Linked DNA regions of Homo sapiens: all the other regions are linked to region 1. The links are chromatin contacts, found by Hi-C or POLR2A ChIA-PET in ENCODE. All regions are on one chromosome and are shown on one strand. Each heading gives the region's core, a stretch centred on a gene start or an enhancer-like site at or near the end of the contact. The rest is flanking DNA. Distances are from core to core; before and after follow the strand shown.

Region 1 (3,936 bases), core at 892-3,391:
TTTTATGGTGTTACATCATCTCTATAGAAACTGCGTTCTTTCTCCATTATTAGCCTGTTTCCTCATCTGTAAAGCTAAAAATACTTACCTCACAGGCTTGCTGTAAGGATTATTTTAGTGAGGTATGCAAAGGGCTCAGCACAGAGCTTGGCCTGCTAGAAGTACCCAACAAAAGAGAGCTATTATCTTTGTCTTTGTATTGAGTTGCATGTTTCCACCTTCTGCTGCCACACTCAAATTCTCCTCACTCCCCCCTAAAAAACAGTTGAGAGATAACACCCCTGCACAAGGAAAGGGTTAATCTTTGAGTGTTCTTAACTAAAGAGACCCACAGAGGATTAACAGCTCCACTTCAGTGACTACCCTAAAATAGCTTTTATCCTCCTGCCCAAGAGTTACTTGGGGATCTGAAGAACTCAATTCAACACCTGCCGGAGGAAATAGACCCAGAACGTTCCTTGGGATAGAATCTTCCCTTAAGCAGAACCCAAAATAGCAACTGGGAAATTATAAATAGACTTAGAGGAAAGAAAAAACAAAACAAAACAAAACAAAAAACAGATCCTGATCTCAGAACCAGAAACAAATCCTAAAACACACTGGTTGGCTGGAAAACAGTGAGAAGAGGGGAAATGGGAATGCTGTCGCCCCCTTCCCCCCCGCCCACTCCAGAGTGGTGGGAGAATTAAATTACAGGGAGGCTGGAGAGTCTCAATGACTTGCACCATTCCAAGAAACATCAAACAGGATTAACAGGGGTTGGATTTACTCTCAGGCTGCTAATTCTTCTGTCAGTGTAGATGGGCCCTCTTTGGAGTCTCTTTGATTCACTATTTCCTCAGATTCCTGCTGCCTCCCACTCCTGGGGAGGCCTTGAACAAATGGCTGCAACTCATCACAACCCCATTTTCATGGGGAGAAAACGTGATTCGACACCCCCGCTCCCAATCTGGTGGCCTCACCTTAGGAGAGAAAGGTTAGAAACCCAAGACCAGACTCTACACACAGTCCCATGGCTGACAGGTGGAAAAACACACAAGCCAGGAGACAGGCTAAGCTTGCAGGTGAAAGCACCGATTCCCCCACACAGGTGTCCCCATATCCTCCACCTAACAGGCCCCTTTCTCCCCACCAAGGTGGGCCACAGCCTGGTCCCAGGCCAACTTTTAGATCACCCCACTGTGGTGTGGGAAAGGTTCAATTCCCCGAGCCTGGGAGAGATGGGAGTGGATGAGGGCTGGAGAAGCAAAGGAAATCCAGGGAGAAGTCTGGAGGGAGTCTCTGGGATGGGAAGGAAGAGCGAGGATGGGAAGGAATCATGAGCAACTTTCCTGGGTCTCTAAGGGATCCCCACAAGAATGAAATGGGGGATTATAAGGGCTGGAAGGCTGGGGGGATGGGGATAGTCAGAAGTGTATCCTCTGAATTTCAAGAGGGTCTCAAAATGGGTAACGGGATGGAAGATGTCGAAAGCCTGGGAGTATGGCCACTGAGGAGGGAACTACAGGTGGGGCTTATTCGACTTCTCCAGACCCAGATATTTGAGGGAAGCCTCAAAGGGAGTTATGTAAGTCTGGAAAATGAAACAGGGTACAGAGCGGGCTATCTGGAGCAGGAAAGGGGGTTATGTGGGTCTGGGTAGGCGTGTCGGAGGGAGGGAGCAGGTGCAGCTTATCTGCGTCCCCCAGACCCGGGTCCCTGGTAAGGTCAGCAGCGCCTTATCTGGGTCTCCAGGGAGCCTAGGGGTCGGGAATGGGGGACCCTCAGGACTGCGTCTCCAGGTCTCGGAAGGGAGGGGACCGGTGGCTTCCTCGGGTCCCCCAGACACAGGTATGGGGTCCAGGGAGAGTTTTCGTCACCCCAGGGCCTATCTGGGGCCGGGTTGGCGCAGACCGGGCCCCGGGTCGGGGGTGTGGGCGACCGCGCTGAGGGGCCCGAGATGAGGCGCGCCGCCGCTCCGGGTACAGGGCGCGCGGACGCAGCGAGACGGCCTCCCGCCCCTCTCCCCGCCGTCCCCTGGGGCCCTCGCCGGCACTCACCGCGCTCGGGGCCCCACGCTGCGGGCCGGGCCGCGCTCGGGCTCCGCCAGGCCCCCTCAGGCCCCGGTAGTGGCGGCGGTCGGGCCATTGTGCGGTGCATTGTGGGAGCCGCGCGAGCGGGCGCTCGGGTCGTGGAGGGGGCGGTGCCGCGGGATCTCTATGGTCCCGCCCGCCCGCGGGCTAGAGCGGCCGGGGCGGTGCGCGGGCGGCGCGCAGGGACCGCTGGGAGCGGGGCGGGCGCTCGCGTCCCTCCTTCCCTCCCCGACTGTGCGCCGCGGCTGGCTCGGGTTCCCGGGCCGACATGGGCGCCGCCGCGTGGGCACGGCCGCTGAGCGTGTCTTTCCTGCTGCTGCTTCTGCCGCTCCCGGGGATGCCTGCGGGCTCCTGGGACCCGGCCGGTTACCTGCTCTACTGCCCCTGCATGGGTAAGGCCTCCCAAGCCCTCTGCTCAGATGGAGAAACTGAGGCCGGGAGAGGAAAAGCCACTCCTCAGATGCGCCCAGAGACACCTTCACAGGTCCAGGAGAGAACCTCAGAGCGGGACGGGGCATGCTCTTCTCCTCTCTGCCTTAGTTGCAAGGGCACAGAGGGGCCAACGTGTCCAACTTTCCATTTGACAGATGAGAAAACTGAGGCTGGGAGAGGTTACGTGACTTGCTTGAGGTCTAAGCCAGTCCAGGGTCCAGTAAATGGAGTTAGTGGGGCAGGACTTGATGTCACTGACCCACGCTGGCTCCTGGTGATTTTTCATTGATTCAGCAAATATTTATGGGGCACCTATTCTGTGCCGGGCCCTGTTCTCTGTACTGGGAATACCGCAGTGAATAAGATAAACTCCGTGTCCTTGTAGAGCCTTCATTTTAGTTGGGGAAGACAAACAATTGAGAATAAGTAGGCCAGGCGCGGTGGCTCACTTCTGTAATCCCACCACTTTGAGAGACCGAGGCAGGATCACTTGAAGCCAGGAGCTCGAGATCAGCCTAGGCAACATAGTGAAAATCCAATCTCAAAAAAAAAAAAAAAAAAAAAAAGCAGAGCGTGGTATCGTGTGCTTGTAGTCCCTTGGGAGTTATCTGGGCGGCTACTTGGGAGGCTGAGGTGGGAGGATCTCTTGAGCCGAGGAATTCGAGGCTGCAGTGAGCTCTGATCGTGCCACCGCACTGCCAGCCTGGGTGACAGAGTGAGACCCTGTCTCGAAACAAGCAAACCCAAAAAGGGGTAAACATAAAACAATAAATACATAGTTTCATAGAGGATGATGAATACTAAGGGAAAATAAAGAGAGCAGGGTAGGGGAGAATCTAAAGACCATGCCAGGTGCACAGTTGAAATGGGTATGGTGGATCATCATTGTGGAAGTGGATGATCTTAAGGCCCCCAGTGGCTTCCAGACTCCTGACCATGACTTTCAGGGCCCTGAATGATGTGGCCTCCACTGGCCATCTCCACAACTCCCTTCTCTGCTGATCCTCCAGCTGCAGCCACACTTAACTCCTTTGCGTTCCTCACACATGCTCAGGTCTTCCAGTCTGCACTGCTGCAGGTGGCGGTCCCTATGCCTGGAATCCTCTCCTCCATTTCTGCCTGACCAGCTGTTTCCCATCCTTTAGATCTCAGCCTAAATGTCACCAGAAAGGATTTCACTGACCTCTACCCAAGTAATCTCCTCATTACCCTATCACCAAACTTTTTTCATCTCTTTCTGGCAATTATCAACATTTTTCATGTATTTGTTTACATGTTTAGTGTCTCTGCAGTGAACTGTGAGTGCCTTAGGGGCAGAGGCCTTGTCCTTCTTGTTCATTCCTGTATCCCAGCACCTAGCACAGAGTCTGGCACATTGTGGCCTCTCAATCATATTTGTGAAATGAATGAACAGGTGCCATGCTGGGATTAA
Region 2 (3,936 bases), core at 506-3,005, 550 kb after region 1:
GTGACAGATTGAGACTCTGTCTCAAAACAAAACAAAACAAAACAAAACAAAACAAAACAAAAGATGTGCCCCAGATGGTGGAGACAAGCTACAGGCCCTCTCCAGAGAGACCCCCTTCTTCCTGCACCAATGGACTGGACACCAATTTGTATGTTTGTGCCAGAAAGCCAAGGAGTCCTGCTGTTCATTCACAAGAGGCCCTGCTGGGCGCCAGGCAGGGCGCTGAGCTGAGCCCATTTCTCTCTGGTATCTCCCTAGCCTCTCCCCAAGCTCTTAGGTAGAATAAGATCCAGTAAGTATAGACACTTTTGCGGCATCCAAAGAATTAACCCTTCACTCATTTACTCACCTGGTAAGAGATACAGGGAGAAAGCTGTGGAGTAACTCAGGGAGCTGGAGCCCATAAGGCAGGAAACCCATGCCCATTCATTCAACAAACTTGTATTGAGCTCCTTTTTGATGCATCCCCCATCCACTATAAGCACTTGGAGACCCACACAGATGTGGTTTCTGCTCCCATAGTGTGTGTGTGTGTGTGTGTGTGTGTGTGTGTGTGTGTGTGTGTGTGTGTAGGGGAATGTAAACAGGAAAACAGATATGCAAAACAATTTCAGATCGCGGTAAGTGCTAGGAACAGAATGAAATAGGATAGGAGTGATGGACAGGGGAGACTTCAGGTGGAGTCATCGGGAAAAGCCTCTCCATAAAGTGACCTTCTGGGAGAAAACCGAGGGGTAAGAATCTGGTCCTGCAAAGATCTGGGCAAGAAATGTCCAGGTGTAGGGAACAGCGAGGTCAAAGTCACCATCACAAGGAAACGCTTGGTGTATTGAGGAGCAGCAGAGAAGTTGGAGTGAAGGCAGAGAGGGGTTAAGGTAGCATATACCTTGAAAGGGGAGGCTCCTATAGGGGCTTACAGGCGATATAAATCATTCATTCATTCAACACATATTTATTGAGCATCTACTGAGATCCTGTCCTTAGTTTACTGCGTGGAGACAGACCACAAGCAGGTAAACAAGCAAATATGTAAGTCCCAGGTCAGATAAATTTTAGGAAGTGCTGTTTTCCAGTGGTTCAATGGTCATCCCAGGGCAGAGGTGGGGAGACCTGCTGAGGGCGGCTTCTCCCTCAGTCAGTCCATGCCTGCAGGGTCTGGAACCCAGGTAGCCAGAGACCCGCTGGTCTTCTTTCCCCTCCCCTGCCCTCCCCTCCCTTCAAGATGGCTGACAAAGGCCGGGCTGGGTGGAAGGAAGGGAGGAAGGGCGAGGCAGAGGGTCCAAAGCAGGATGACAGGCAGGGGCACCGCGGCGCCCCGGTGGCACTGCGGCTGGAGGTGGGGGTTAAAGCGGAGACTCTGGTGCTGTGTGACTACAGTGGGGGCCCTGCCCTCTCTGAGCCCCCGCCTCCAGGCCTGTGTGTGTGTCTCCGTTCGGGTTGAAAGGAGCCCGGGAAAAAGGCCCCAGAAGGAGTCTGGTTTTGGACGTCTGACCCCACCCCTCCCGCTTAGGGCTTCTGATCCCCCAGGGTGATTTCACTGGCCCGGGGTTGGGAGGGCAGGGGGCCAGGGGGCGGAGCCCGCGGAGAGGGGCGGAGGGGAGGCTCCGAGCGATTTCAAATTTCCCTCGTCCCCGCCCCCCCGTTCCCCCCGCGCCCGGGCGGGGATCTGAGTGGCTGCGGCGGGGGCACCCCCGGGCGGGGGCGGGGCAAGAGCCGGGCCGGGGCTACAAGGGGAGTCGGCACCGCCCCCTCCCCACCCACTCCCGCTGCCCCGTCCGGCCCGCGCCGCTTCCTCGCAGCAGCTGCTCCCGGCTCCGCGGCCGCAGCCCGCGTGGACGCTCCGAGCGCCCCCCGACGGACGGGACCGGCTCCCTGGCGGTCGGGCGAGCGGGCGGCAACGCTGCCCGGCCGGCAGCGCTGGGGTTAAGTGGCCCAAGTAAACCTAGCTCGGCGATCGGCGCCGGAGATTCGCGAGCCCAGCGCCCTGCACGGCCGCCAGCCGGCCTCCCGCCAGCCAGCCCCGACCCGCGGCTCCGCCGCCCAGCCGCGCCCCAGCCAGCCCTGCGGCAGGTGAGCGCCCCGGGGCCCCGGGGAGGCTCGGCCGCCAGCTGCTTCGAGGGCTGCTAGGGGAGGGGACGGCGGGGGCTCCCGAAGCTGCCGGGGAGAGACCCTCTCCAGGGACCTCCCGAGGAGGGGCTCTCGCCGGGTTGGAGACCCGGCTGGGTTTGCGGGGTGAGGAAACGTCCACGGACCCTGCTTGGGGTGGAACGGGGACAGCGGGTGGGACGCGGGGGACATACGTCTGACGGGGACCGGAGATACTAGAGGAAGGGACGCGTCTGCTGCCTCCAGGAGCCCGAAGAGGAGAGAAGCTTGCTCGCAGGGAGGGGGACGCGCTGGCTTCCCGGGGTCCAGACTCGAGGAGGAGGAGGTGCCCGTCGAGAGCATGAACAGGGGCTTTGCTCATGGGCAGGGGGTGTAATTACCTGGCCTCTGCCTTGGGAAAAGTTAAGGGGCAGAGGAGGTGAGGAGGGGTTTCTGCCATGCAGGTGGGCGTCCGCCCCTTGCAACTGGGATGTGGGGTCTTCAGGCGAGGCGCTGTCCCTTCCCCCAATCCCAGCTTTAGGAAAGAGCTCGTGAGTGTGGGCTTAGACTCGCGCGGGCTGGGGTGTGCGCCGTGGAGGGCGTGAGGCAGAGGGCGACCTCCCGGGGTGCTCCTGAGCTGAGCCATCAAGCGCGGGGAGCAGCGGGGCTGCCCTCTGCCTGTGCACACCTGGCCCGGGAGGAGCCGGCCGGAGGGGCGGCGCCTCCCTGTCCCGGCCACGCCGCCTACCCTGGGGTCTTACCTTCCATTCTTAGCCTAACTCCCGTGTGCGGCTGGCCCCACTTCCCAGACTCGCACACTAAGGCCTCAAAACCTCTAGCACCAGCTCCTGGAAGATAAGCTTCCCGGCTCGTGGTTGCATGGGGAGGGTGTATTGAGCTCCACTTTATCGGGGAGAAAGTGGAAGCGGAGAAAGACCTAACAAGTTGTAAGACTGCGCTGCCCTTGGGCCCAGGCTTCCCGCTGGAGGATCTCACCTGTGGATGGAGTTCCGAGCCCAGGTCTTGCCCGCGCCTCCAGCTTTCCCTGCTCCCTTTTCCTCCCCTGGTCTAGGAGAGAGGCTCGCTGGGCCTCCGTGTTTCCACCCTCCCCCGAAGCTGGGAAGTGTTTGAATTAAAGGGAATTAAGGGCAGAGTATGAACTTTGAGTTGCCTCCTGAGTTCTGGATGCGGTGGGTTGTGGCAGACGGGTGGCAGTTTTTGGGAAACAGCTGTTATCTCCTCTACCAGGCCTGCTGGGGCTTCTTGTTCACCCACCTTGGAAACGCCAGGTGCGGACTTGATTTTTCCAGAGTTGAGATGATGGTACTTAGTTTATAGGGTTGGTATACAGTAAGCACTCAATACATGTTTGCCATTGTTGGAATCACTAGCTAGCACACGGGCTAAGCAAGCTTCCTTCCTTAAGGAAGCATAGTTCTTAGTTCATCATGTGTTTAAACCCTGTCTCGCCAAGTTCATTGCTCTCCGTGCCTTAATTATTACATCTGTGAATTAGCAATAGTCCTACTAATAGGGTTGTGTAAGGATGAAACCAGTCTTATGCGTGAATTAACCTCTTCAGCCCTTGATCTTCCTCAGATGTTTAGGCATAATAGCCTCTACCACATTGGGCCTGGGTAAAGAGGCAGTGGGATAGTGCCTGTGTAGGGTCAGCACATGGTGAGTGTTGATGTCTGTACTTAATAACGAATAGCCCCTCATTTTAGGGTGGCCATTCCTGAGATTTGGGGATGGAGGGAGGCACCCCTGCCAGCCTCTCCTTTTCCTGCCTTCATGAAGGCAGCTCTGAAAGCTTTTCTCAATCATTGTCCACGATTAGGGAGTTGGCAG
Region 3 (3,936 bases), core at 478-2,977, 540 kb after region 1:
CTAAACACACAAATATTTACCATTATAGTCCAGTTGCCTATGGTATTCAGTACAGTCACATGCTGTATAGGTTTGTAGCCTAGGAGCAATGCGCTATACCATATATCCTAGGGTGCAGTAGGTTTGTGTAAATAAACTCTAGGATGCTTGCATAAGATAAACTCAGGGCTGGGCACAGTGGCTCACGCCTGTAATCCCAACACTCTGGGAGGCTGAGGTGGGCAGATCACCTGAGGTCAGGTGTTCAAGACCAGCCTGGCCAACATGGTCAAACCCCATCTCTACTAAAAATACAAAAATTAGCTGGGCATGGTGGCGTGTGCCTGTAGTCCCAGTTACTCGGGAGACTGAGACAGAGAACTGGTTGAACCTGGGAGGCGGAGGTTGCAGTGACCCGAGATCGCGCCACTGCACTCCAGCCTGGGTGACAGAATGAGACTACGTCTCAAAAAAAAAAAATTAATTTCCATTTCTATTTAATTTTTAAATGTGGCTACTACAAAATGCAAAGTTAGAAATGTGGCTTGCAAATTTTTCTATTGCATAGCTCAAGCTTAGAACCTTCCTGTCGTTACAAGTTCTAAGTTTGGTTTTTATCTCGCAAGCAGCACTACTGTGTGGGAAGTTGTGGGGGGTATGGAGATGAAAGAAGAGGGGCGCTACCTCCTGGGAAGTGACAACCTAGCGGGGGAAATAGATGTATCTTCCCAGTGGGGGTGAGAAGTGTCATTCTCACCTATTTCAGCAGCCTTGGTGGTATGAAAAGGCATCCCAACCAGCACAGAAGCAGGATGCCTCCAAGACTGCCTTGGTTGGCACCTGCAGCCTGAAGGGGGAGAAAAAGGCTTTGCTAGCTCCCCTACCATCGAGGATGAAGACCCCCACTGTACACAGTGTATAAGGTTTCTTTCCATGTGAATCCCAGTGACTCTCCTTAACTGGGTGGAGGTGGAAGGTGTCATCAGCCTTGTCCCAGATCGAGCCCCTCAGGCCCACAGAGCCCCAGTGGGGCCTGGCTATTACTGACACTCATGTCACACTGAGATGTAAGACGGCAGCCCAGGCCAAGCTTCCCCGGGCCCCCTCAGATTCTCGGGCCCTCCCACTCCCCTCAGGCTTCCTCGGCCTCCCTGCCAAACATCTATCTCCCTTTGGACCCCACTGCTCCCCAAAACTCCCCACGCCCTTAGTCTGTTCCTTCAGTTCCCCAAACTCCTTCAGCCTCATCTAGACTCCCCTCCGTCCCTCTTCTAGGACCCCAAAAGCTCTCCTCGGCCCCAGGACCCCGCAGAGGTCCCGTAGTCCCATCTCTGAGACCCCACAAAGCCTTTCGGACCCCTCAGGTGGCCCTTAGGCCTCCGGAGATCCCTTGGCTCCCCACACTCTCCTCAGACCCCAGCTCACCTTAGCCTCGCCCCGAACCCACCTCACACACCCCAAACGCCCACAAGACGCCGCTCTGTCTAGTCTCTCCCAACTCCCGCGCACCCCCGGACGTCCCCCCCACCCCAGGCCCGGATCCTGGAATCACCTGGGCCCCGCGCCCCACGCCCCGCCGCCGGGCCCACCTGCGCGCCCAGCTGGTTCAGCTGCTGCATGTCGCCGCCCACGGCCTCCGGCACCGGGTCCTCAGTGCAGTGCAGGCGGCCCATGGCGCGCGCCCCAGCCCCGCAGGTTCCACCGCCGCCGCCGCCCTGCTCAGCTTCCTCCTCCGCTGCCGCTGCCACCGCTGCCGGCCTCTCCGCGCATCCACAACCGCACTTTCGCCACGGCCGTCGCAGCGCACTCCTCCCCCGGCCGCCCTGGGCTGTCCGGAGCCGGGGAGCCCTCGCAGGGCCGCGGACACGCGCGGCCGCCGGGCTCCGGGGAGGGGCAGGGGCGGCGCCGGCACCGGCAGACGCGAGGTTTCCTGCCAGCTCTCCCGCTGAGTGACCTTTGGGTACGGCGCTTGGCCTCTCTGAACCTCAGTTTCACCATCTGAGAAAATGATGGCTGGGGTAGCTCCTTAAATGAGTTAAGCCTCCAGAAATGTTTAACGCAGAGACCGGCACACAAGAGGTCTTCAATCAATGGCTAGCTGCTATTATCATCATCACTGTTACTATGCACTCCAGAGATATTTATGGCAGCCTACTCGATGCCAGACACTGGGGACAGGGAAGGGAACAAAGCAGGCCAGAGTGTCTCTCGGAGAGCTGACATCAGAGTAGAGACTAGGTCTCAACCTTGGAAGGGCATCAGCATCACCCCAGCATCACCTGGTATTGCCGGGCCCCGCCCCCAGAGGATCTGATTCGAAAGGCCAGGGTGGAGCCTGAGAATTTGCATTTCCAATAAGCACCCAGGGACTACACTTTGAGACCTTCTGGAGTGGAAGAAACTGACTTACCAAAGTTTCCTCAAAATAGTGCGAGGGCTTTGACTGTGCGGGGCAGGGAGGGTGGTGGTGAGGTGGGTGAGGGGAGGTTACTGAGACCGTGATCATCACTGCAGCCCCTCAAACACTCTAACCCCCATGCCCTCTCTTCCCAGGGGCTCCTCACAGTTCCCAGGTGAATATTACCCTAATCCCCACTGGAAACATGAGAAAATAGAGACATGCTACCCAGAATCTAGGAACTGAACGCCAAGCCTAAGGGCTTCACCTAGCCCCTAAGTCCAGCCTTGAGGGTAAAGAGGTAATGCCGAGAAACCTGGAGCAGGGAAATGTGGGGGGTTTGGCTGGCCTTCCTCACCAGCCCTCCTCCTCTCCTCTACCCTTTCCTGAAAATCCCTTCTGTAAAAGTATAAACAAAATGTCTTCTACCCGGCCCGGCGCGGTGGCTCACTCCTGTAATCCCAGCACTTTGGGAGGCTGAGGCGGGCGGATCACTTGAGGTCAGGAGTTTGAGACCAGCCTCAACATGGAGAAACTCCGTCTCTACTAAAAATACAAAATTAGCCGGGCGTAGTGGTGCATGTCTGTAATCTCAGCTACTCGGGAGGCTGAGGCAGGAGAATTCCCTGAACCCGGGAGGCATAGGTTGCGGTAAGCCGAGATCGCGCCATTGCACTCCAGCCTGGGCAACAAGAGCGAAACTCCGTCTCAAAGAAAAAACAAAAAAGTCTTCTACCCAAAGGCCAAGCCCATCCCCTTCAGTCATTATATCATTCATACATTCATTCAACAAATATTGAGTGGCACATGCCTGTGGTCCCAGCTACTCGGAGGCTGAGGCAAGAGGATCACTTGAGATCTTGAGATCGAGACTGCAGTGAACCCAGATGGCGCCACTGCACTCCAGCCTGGGCGACAGAGCAAGACCACATCTCCATAAAAAAAAAAGAAGGTCTGCTGTGAGGCAGATACCATGACATGATAGGGGGTGGGGATTCCACAGTGACACAACCAGATGAACCAGATGCAGTGCCTGGCCTCTGAGAAGTCAGAATTGACCCAGGGGGCAGACGCAAGTGTGTGTGAAAGTATTAAGGGATGCCAAAAAGTAGGAGGTGCTTTGAGAATGTGTACAGGACACAGTCCGAGTTTGGAGTACCTGGAAGAGAATAAACCTTCGGGTGACAAACAGACAGGAACTCAGAGGCCCTACTCACCGTGCAAGAATTTTTTTTTTTTTTTTTTTTGAGACAGATTCTGGCTCTGTCACCCAGGCTGGAGTGCAGTGGCACAATCTCGGCTCACTGCAATTTCTGCTTCCCGGGTTCTAGTGATTCTCCAGCCTCAGCCTCCCGAATAGCTGGGAATGCAGGTGGCCACCACCAAACCCAGCTAACTTTTGTCTTTTTTTTTTTTTTTTGGAAACGGAGTTTTGCTCTTTTTGTCCAGGCTGGAGTGCAATGGCGAGATCTCGGCTCACTGCAACCTCCGCCTCCCGGGTTCAAGTGATTCTCCTGTCTCAGCCTCCCAAGTAGCTGGGATTACAGGCATGTGCCACC

What was found. Hi-C counts contacts between places; a loop is a spot of excess contacts on that map. ChIA-PET counts read pairs that join two places held with the same protein, here RNA polymerase II (POLR2A). Pooled maps may share reads with other maps.
Region 2: a loop to region 1 is called in a pooled map, with 4 times the contacts of the local background. The contact joins the promoter of DNMT3B here to the promoter of PLAGL2 in region 1. A Hi-C loop is called at or near these places in 3 of 50 pooled maps. POLR2A ChIA-PET finds 5 or more read pairs at or near these places in 2 of 52 experiments (HEK293 and activated T-cell).
Region 3: a loop to region 1 is called in a pooled map, with 3 times the contacts of the local background. The contact joins the promoter of COMMD7 here to the promoter of PLAGL2 in region 1. A Hi-C loop is called at or near these places in 1 of 168 maps with a recorded cell type or tissue (naive thymus-derived CD4-positive, alpha-beta T cell) and 7 of 50 pooled maps. POLR2A ChIA-PET finds 5 or more read pairs at or near these places in 3 of 52 experiments (B cell, activated CD4-positive, alpha-beta T cell and activated naive CD4-positive, alpha-beta T cell).

What each region holds. Positions count from the first base shown.
Region 1 is chr20:32,205,602-32,209,537 of GRCh38, forward strand. PLAGL2 (PLAG1 like zinc finger 2) reads right to left here and starts at 2,142. Exons shown (of 3, transcript NM_002657.3): 1 at 2,040-2,142. It overlaps POFUT1 (protein O-fucosyltransferase 1), which reads left to right and starts at 2,279. Exons shown (of 7, transcript NM_015352.2): 1 at 2,279-2,464. The coding sequence starts at 2,341. RefSeq lists enhancers at 148-197, 2,113-3,026, 2,489-2,618 and a silencer at 1,929-2,348.
Region 2 is chr20:32,760,630-32,764,565 of GRCh38, forward strand. DNMT3B (DNA methyltransferase 3 beta) reads left to right here and starts at 1,756. Exons shown (of 23, transcript NM_006892.4): 1 at 1,756-2,070. RefSeq lists enhancers at 1-460, 684-1,349, 1,167-1,216, 3,345-3,936 and silencers at 1,477-2,116, 2,687-2,786.
Region 3 is chr20:32,741,740-32,745,675 of GRCh38, forward strand. COMMD7 (COMM domain containing 7) reads right to left here and starts at 1,728. Exons shown (of 9, transcript NM_053041.3): 1 at 1,569-1,728. The coding sequence starts at 1,652. RefSeq lists silencers at 345-519, 1,504-1,573, 1,754-1,983 and enhancers at 564-1,391, 2,279-3,223.